2 separate regions of the Homo sapiens genome follow, and region 1 is linked to region 2. Evidence: chromatin loops called from intact Hi-C (ENCODE). Cell type or tissue: HCT116. All regions are shown on one strand. Each heading gives the region's core, and the rest is flanking DNA. Links, peaks and the distances in the headings are about the cores only.

Region 1 (4,399 bases), core at 271-4,270, 450 kb after region 2:
AGGAAATATACTTAACTATATTTCCTTTTTAACTAAAAAGCTATCTTTTTAAGTTTTCCTATTTTGAAAAATGGACAGAACCATGGAAGCTGGGAACCATGTTATCTCAGGAACAACTGAAGGACCATTCATTTGCTCACTAGCTTGCAAACTCCACCCAAGCAAGCAGTAACTAGGTGTGTCCTGTCCTCCACTATTCCCACGACATACAATCTTCACACAATAGTTTCTGAATGAAAAGCGGGGAAATGTAAATCTGAACTCAATACATGTACATATAACATGTATACATGTACATGCCTACATTCCTTAAACATTAATAAATATGCTAATTTGTTGGTTTTTTTAAAAACCTATACTCCAAACACAAGAGATGAAGTAATTTTTTCTTTCAAGAACTACTGACCGACAAAGGGAGAAAAACTCAGTAAAAGATAACTTAAGTTTTATTTCTGAAACAAGTTTATTTTCAGTCTCTAAATTGACAACCAGATCCACCGAGTTCTATTTAATAAATATAACAAATTAAAATACACTTTAACCGAAGGAGAAAGGAAGAGGAGCCAAGAAGGGTATGAATTGTGAGCAGGAAGCAATATGAAAGGGGAGGGTAGAAAGAAGGAAGTAAGAGACGCAAGTGGGATCTTTTTTTTTTTTTTTTTTTTGAGACGGAGTCTCGCTCTGTCCCCCAGGCTGGAGTGCAATGGCGCGATCTTGGCTCACTGCAAGCTCCGCCCCCTGGGTTCACGCCATTCTCCTGCCTCAGCCTCCCGAGTAGCTGGGACTACAGGCACCCGCCACAACGCCCGGCTAATTTTTTTGTATATTCAGTAGAGACGAGGTTTCACCGTGTTAGCCAGGATGGTCTCGATCTCCTGACCTCGTGATCCACCCGCCTCGGCCTCCCAAAGTGCTGGGATTACAGGCGTGAGCCACCGCACCCGGCCTATATCCAAAAATATTTCAAAGAGAAGTAGGTGGACTTAGGAATTGAATCAGAGAAGGAAAGCTCCTGATTTCATGCTCAAATTATATTGCCATAATTCCTCTTTACTCAGATACTGTCACATCACTATTTCTTTAAAAAATAATCATTTCAGTTTCATTATTTCCATCATGACGCTTTTTAAACAACCCAGTTCATTTAAAGTCCTGTAAGTCATAGTAAAACTTTCATTAAATTTTTCCAATGTTAGGCTATAAGTTAGCACTATGGTTCTTGAATGCAGATGCAAATCACCTGGTAGCTTTATAAAAAAGAAAGTGCCAATGCCCAGGTACCATCTCAGACCAATTAAATCAGAATCCCTGTGAAGTAGGACCCAGAAATCAGTATTTTTAAAAAGCTTCCCACGTGTACTAATTGTGTGGCAGCAAGCATGGACATCACTGCTTCATACAGAGATTCTAAAGAAATATGTCAAACAAATGCACTTTACTTGTGAGTGGGACATTATGTAAGACATACTGTAATTTAAGATCATTTGTAACATCCTTCCAAAATTTTTTCAGCATTGATATCAGATATGAAGTATTTTGATCAAGTTTATCAAGAGTGATAGTGAAGTGTATATACTTCTATTCTGCTTGATATTTTACAAAGAAGCATGTATTATTTTTGTAACTCTTTGATAAAAGATGAAAACATTCAATAATTGTATTCCATAAGATAAAGGAGCTCAAAACATCAGTCTGAATTTTATCCAGAAGAGATAAACTGTACTGAATTATCTAATAAGACCATAAGCTACCATATATAGTTTCTTCTTAAAAAAACAAAAACAAAAACAATTTCTTCAACCATGCAGGAATGCCAGGACAGGGGCTATAAAGATGCAAGATTTGCTGCCTCCTGTAGGCTGCTATTTGAATGACTAAAGCCATCTTACTTTCCTAGCTGCTAGGAAATTCCCTCCTCTGGCAGGATCTCCAGGAAGATTCTACTAAATATGGTTTTTAGGGGAAGAAGACATCCAAGAATAGGACAGGCATGGTGGCTCACGCCTGTAATTCTAGCACTTTGGGAGGCCAAAGCAGGCAGATCTCTTGAGCCCAAGAGTTCAAGACCAGCCTGGGCAACATGGTGAAACCCTGTCTCTACAAAAAAATACAAAAATTAGCCAGGTGTGGTGGCAGGTGCCTGTTAGTCCCAGCTACTCGGGAGGCTGGGGTAGGAGGATCACTTGAGCCCATGAGGTTGAGGCTGCAGTGAGCTGTGATTATGCCACTGCACTCCAGCCTGGCTGACAGAGGTAAGACCCTGTCTCCAAAAAAAAAAAAAAAAAAAAAAAAAAAAGAATAGTCACTGCAATATTATTTAATAATAGTTAAAACCTAGAAACAGCCTAAATGTCCAACAATGGAATATTAAATAACTATAAACACATTCATAAGACAAATTACCATATAAACATGAAGAGTCAAGTATGAAAAATATTTAATCATGTGCGAAAATATTCAAAATATAAATATTAAGTGAAATATAAAATGCAAAACTGTGTGTAGGGTTGCAAGTACATATTTTTAAAAAATTATATGGGCCAGGCACGGTGGCTTACGCCTGTAATCCCAGCACTTTGGGAGGCCGAGATGGGAGGATCACGAGGTCAGGAGATTGAGACCATAATGGCTAACACGGTGAAACTCTGTCTCTACTAAAAATACAAAAAATTAGCTGGGCATGGTGGCAGGCGCGTGTAGTCCCAGCTACTTGGGAGGCTGAGGCAGCAGAATGGCGTGAACCTGGGAGGCGGAGCTTGCAGCGAGCCCAGATCGCGCCACTGCACTCCAGCCTGGGTGACAGAGCAAGACTCCGTCTCAAAAAAAATAAATAAATAAATAAATAAATAAATTATATGTACCTAGAAAAATAATTCTGGAAGGAAACCCACCAAAAAGAGATGTTGGTATTTCTAGGCTCTAGAATTAAAGATAATCTTTTAACTTTCTTCCTTACACTTTCCTGTTTTGAAAATACTCTTGATGAACATGTTAGCTTTTAAACTAGAAAAGCATAAATTGTTATTCTTTAAAATATTTGCAGTTTGAGCCTCCCATTCTAACCTTCTCCCATTTCCAACAAATGGGTATTGGTTAATGAAATTAACAGGCTACTAATGCAGAAAGTCAGACCTTGAGGAACACAACAAAACAAACAGGTAAATGTCAATATCAAAAAACAAAAATATAAACTCTCAACTTTAAAAAAAGAAGTATGTGTGCTGGGACAAAAATCAAAGAAAAGAAAGGCAAGTTCTGGGTCAACTTTGATAAACACTTAAAGCAAAAGCCACCTCCAATCTCATGGTAGAGCTGAGAGGAAAAAAGATACAAAAACAAATTTAGCCTATATCACAGTCTCACCTGAAGTGAGTCTAGAGGGGAACGATAGGAATTCAGTATCTTGCATTACAAATTAATAACTTCACCTTACCAACCAGTCTGAACTACTTTTTCATCTGAGTGATTTAAGAGAGATTAATAGGCTGGGAGCAGTGGCTCACGCCTGTAATCCCAGCACTTTGAGAGGCTGAGGCAGGCGGATCACGAGGTCAGGAGTTCGAGACCAGCCTGACCAACATGGTGAAATCCTGTCTCTACTAAAAATACAAAAATTAGCCAGGCATGGTGGTGCGCACCTGTAATACTAGCTACTCGGGAGGCTAAGGCAGGAGAATCACTTGAACCCAGGAGGCAGAGGTTGCAGTGAGCCAAGATCGCACCACTACACTCTAGCCTGGGTGATGGAGTGAGACTCCATCTCAAAAAAAAAAGAGAGGGATTAATAATAAAGCTGTTCAATTTAAAAGTAAAAATAAATTCATTTTGCTTCTACATCTGTTTTTAAAGATTCCTTGGAATATATCCAGAAACTTAAAGCATTAAAGCATGTCTGTCTGCGAATGAAGGCAACTGATTAAGCGGGCTACTTTACCTGTGTTTCCTTTTTCATCTTTTCGGATGTGAAGATCTTTCATGGATGTCTCCAATTCTAGAAGATCTCTTAGGTCTTCCTTGTACACTTCTATATAAGATACTTTCACATTAAAGTCAATGCTAGGATGTTCAGAGATGCTTTGAAATATTTCTTGAATAGCTCGAAGAATGATACCCTTTTGGCCCTCCACAACTGAAGCTGAAAATTTAGAAAAAGAAAGCATATCTGGAACTTAAAACAAAAGAAAAGTTACAACCCCAAATTTATAGTTAATTTATTTTATCACATTTCTATATATTATAACTTTTTTTTTGGCGGGGGGATGGAGTCTTGCTCTGTTGCCCAGGCTGGAGCGCAGTGGTACAATCTCAGCTCACTGCAACCTCCGATTATCAAATTCAAGCAATTCTCCTGCCTCAGCCTCCTGAGTAGCTGGGATTACAGATGCCCACCACCAGACTA
Region 2 (4,399 bases), core at 327-4,326:
ACTTAGAAGGTGCTCAGTAAATGGTGAATATATGTTTATTACCATGTATCAAATGAAAAAATAATTTGTTAAATTGTTTCAATGGAGGCTGCAAAATTATGTATATATGCCATGATTACAAACCTTTTTCTTTTTAGAGACAGGATCTTCCTCTGTCACCCAGGCTCATATGCAGTGGCATGATCATGGCTTACTGCAGCTTCAAACTCCTGGGCTCAAGCAATCCTTTCACCTCAGCCTCCCAAGTAACTGGGACTACAGGCACATGTCACCTTGACTGCTAATTTTTTTTTTTTAATTTATTGTAGAGACAGGGTCTTGCTCTGTTGCACAGGCTGGTCTCAAACTCCTGGCCTCAAGCCGTCCTCCCACCTTGGCCTCCCAAAGTGCTGGCATTACAGGCATGAGCCACCACACCTGGCCTACAAATATATATTTGTATATTATATGTATTTTGGATGTGTATATACACATATACACAAATAAGAAAAGACAAAAGAGAATGCTTTTGTCTTTTCTTATTTTGACACTCTAATGCCAGCCATGGCTGTTAAAGAATGATTTTAATAAAATACACTGTACTTGTTCACTGGCTCTATTTATTTACCATCTTTTGTTCCCCCAGAAAATTGATATGTTGACATTAAAATGCCATGTTTGTAGAGAAATTAAGTTGTAGTTGTTGGCACATGTTTAGTATGCATAATCACAGAGTTAACTTTAGCTTTGAATTTAATTTAATTTTCTTAAACAGCAAAAAATGAAAATTGCCTGGGGAGTTACTTAAAGAAATACAGGATTGAGAATGAAAAGTTTCTCCTACAAGGATTAGAAAGCGTGTTGCTATGAAGTAGTGATAAAACATTCATCTACAATGCCTTTTCCCTTAATTTTAACAGCGGAAACATCTTGGAAATATATTTATTTTTCAATTAGGCCAAAATACCTTACCTCAAAGATAACCTCTCACTTTAAAAGTCATATTCCTGTGATTTGCATGTGAGTAAAAACCATCATATTTTAGTGGGCTTCAGGAAGCTCTTAAATTTTAAAACATGGGCCAAATCTCAGGTAAGCTATATTCATTAATAGTACATAAATTTCTTGAGAATTACATGTTTCTTAGTTGTTCTGGGAAGTGCACTGGTACTGGCAGGCTGCTAGGCCCTGCAGCATGCTGTGTAGTTGAAGATTTTATGCTGTTTCTCACATGAATTTTACCTAAGCACAAAGTTGCCAGAGTATGTAGACTTAAAGCAGGGTAGGATTCTTAGCCTCTCCCTGGTACTGAGACACAAAAAGTACCTCTTATAGCTCGATTTTTTTTAAGTCCCAACTCTTCCCTTTTAACCACTCTCCCTTGTTCTGAAAATCAGATCAGTCACTTTGAAAGTTCTAAGAACCTTTTCCCTTGGTTGAGTACTGACCTGGGTTGTCCATCATTAGTAACACCCTCCCAGTGGAGTAGGTTTGGTTTTGGCCTGGCACAGGAAAATTAAGACATATTTTAGTTCCTGTAACAGCAGCTTCCCAGGCACACAGGTTCCTGTTGAATGTTACTTTTCCCTTAAAGAGTCCTTCAGTATGAGATGTGAACATCAGCAACTTGGTGATAAGTAGACCAATCCCCACGAATTGCTTTCATTTACTGTATTTAAGTGTTTCCTGCTAAAAGTTGAGAAAATAAGAAAATAGATGACTTTGTAAAACCAAATTAGATAATTTAGAAAACCACTTGGAGATAAAAAAAATTATATATTTGGGGCTGGTAAACGGAGTAGTGTGACAGACACATTTGTTTTGTTTAGATCATGCAGTGGTGTGCCCATCTGTGCCTTTGATCCACTCAGATTAAACCAAGACCACGTTTCAGATTTTAGTTCCCGCGGATATTTTCCATGGCTATGCCTTTTTTTTTTTTTTTTTTTTTTTTTTGAGACAGAGTCTCACTCTGTTTCCCAGGCTGGAGTGCAGTGGCATGATCTCGGCTTACTGCAGCCTCCGCCTCCTGGGTTCAAGCGATTCTCATGCGTCAGCCTCCGGAGTAGCTGGGATTACAGGCGCATGCCATCATCCTCAGCTAATGTTTGTATTTTTAATAGAGACGGGGTTTCACCATGTTGGCCAGGCTGGTCTCAAACTCCTGACTTCAAGTGATCCTTCCACCTTGGCTGACCTCAAGTGATACTTCCACCTCGGCCTCCCAAAGTGTTGGGAATATAGGCATGAGGCACCAGGCCCAGCCAGGCTATGCCTTTTTAAAATAAACTTACAGAAAGCTATTTTTATTTGACAGTAAGTGATTAATTTCTTCAGCATGCACATAGGAAAATATGGTGAAAATTTACATGTGGTTGATAAGAAAGCTAGCTTTTATTGACAATCACTTAGAACAGGGGTCCCCAGTCCCTGCGCTACAGACTGGTACTGGTCCATGGCCTGTTAGGAACAGGGCCTCACAGCAGGAGGTGAGAGCAGCAGGCAAGCCAAGCATTACCACCTAAGCGAGCTCCACCTCCTGTCAGATCATCAGGGGCATTAGATTCTCATAGGAGCACAAACCCTAGTCTGAACTGCAGGTGTGAGGGGCTAGTTTGTGCACTCCTTATGAGAATGATGCCTGATGATCTGTCACTGTCTCTCATCACCCCTAGATGGGGCCATCTAGTTGCAGAAAAACAAGCTCAGGGCTCCCACTGATTGTATATTTTGATGAGTTATATAATTATTTCATTATATATTACAATGTAATAATAGAAATAAAGTGCACAATAAATGTAATGCATTTGAATCATTCAGAAACCATTCCCCTTATCCGTGGAAAAATTGTCTTCCACGAAACCAGTCCTTGATGCCAAAAACATTTGGGACCACTGCTTTAGAAGGGTAATGAGCACTTTAAAAAATAATAACTATTTCTGTAACTATTTAAAGTTGGTATTCTGTGACTCAAAAAACAAAAACAAAACCATAATCCTGCTCTTCCCTGTTTTCTCCTTCCACCCTGTGTGCTACTTCCTGCGTTGGAGGACTGCATGCCTCCTTTTCTGACAGAACCATGGGAAACCATGGGCCTTTAGAGGCCCACCTACTGGTAGTGGTTTGTTTTTTTACAGTGACATGTAATAAGAAATGTATATACACAGATACTATATATTAATAACTGAATTAAAAGTTTTACTAAACAACATTCACGTTTTTAAGTGCAGTGCATTGTTTTCTATTTAAAATGTTTAAGACATGTTGGTCTTCACATTCCAAATTGCTTTCATGCCCTTCTAAACTGGGTCTGTACTGTGTTTAAGCATGCTCATCTAGCTGAGCCCCAACCCCGACAGGGCAGGAGAGCACACTCTAGGGCCATCCATTGGGCTGGCTCTTCCAGGTGTCAGTCCTGGCCTCAGTTTACTACCAAGTCTTAGGTCGTAATATCCAGACTTTGAGACTTCACAAGCAGTCTCAAAGACTTTACTGTACAGTAAAATGTCAGTACAAGGGACTGGAGGGCCTGCAGAGCACTGCCAGCTAGAGGAGCTGATAAAGTAGGAAGGACGCACATAATGTCTTCATTATGATGTACTCTCATAATCATAATAATACTTGGTATTTTTGTGCCTGGCACTGTCCTGAATGCTTTCCATGAGTTTAAATATTTAATCCTCACAAGAATCAGGAGGAGGAGGAACTGTTATCCCTGTTTCACCAGTAAGGGAATAGAAGTCAGAGAAGCCACTTAGGGTGACTGCCCTGGAGGCACAGCTAGGAAGTGGGCCAGGAATGTCGGGGAACAGTCTCCTTCCCAAAGAAGTGGGGTTGGCAACACCGACCTATTTCACACAAACTGTGATGTTTTTCTCATTTTGAGGCCCGCTGAGCTATGTTAAAACAGCATTTCTCTGGGAAACAGCTCCTCCTTGTTCTTATTTCTGTCATTGACTAGCTTAGTTTTGTTCATCTAGATCTCCTGAGATGTTGGTTTAATCCACGTTGAAAAAAATCTATGTGAGCATTTGGTGGGACTGGTGCAAGAAGCACACCCTGGGTTATTTTATGCTGGTAACACTGTTTCCTCAAGCTATGCATTTTGATGGATTAGAAATGGATTGTGAGTAAGAAAAAAAAAAGCAGTAGGATTAATAATCAACAGGAAAAACACCTGAAGGTTGGCCTTCCCAGTGAGATACTTGATTCCTTCATTGGCTCTTTGTCGTAGGCAACATGCTGGTTCCTGGGCATAGAGTTGGTGCACAAAATAGATGCTGCCCAGAAAAATAGCATTTGTAATGTGAGTGAATAGCACCATAGAGAGAAGGACAGGGAACCAACCTGGACTGAGGAGCAAGATTAAAAGGATGTTGCTAGCAGATTTTTTTTTTAAATAAAGAGGATATTTTGAATT

Evidence for each region. Peaks named below come from ENCODE experiments on the same cell type or tissue, not always from the same donor. Only the 100,000 strongest peaks of a DNase experiment are listed, where the experiment ranks them.
Region 1: a loop joins it to region 2, with 4 times the contacts of the local background. A loop is called at or near these places in 3 of 110 quality-filtered maps.

The regions. Positions count from the first base shown.
Region 1 is chr9:85,822,616-85,827,014 of GRCh38, reverse strand. It overlaps the pseudogene LOC389765. Among named protein-coding and RNA genes, the nearest start is that of AGTPBP1, 83 kb to the right of the region's middle. In HCT116, for the core only: a CTCF peak has its summit at 1,843; a DNase peak (open chromatin) is centred at 1,862.
Region 2 is chr9:86,274,407-86,278,805 of GRCh38, reverse strand. The region is part of intron 1 of ISCA1 (iron-sulfur cluster assembly 1); the gene reads left to right. It overlaps LOC124902194 (a long non-coding RNA gene), which reads left to right. Exons shown (of 2, transcript XR_007061634.1): 2 at 1-589. Among named protein-coding and RNA genes, the nearest start is that of ISCA1, 5.9 kb to the left of the region's middle. In HCT116, for the core only: a CTCF peak has its summit at 2,642; no DNase peak of the experiment used is centred there.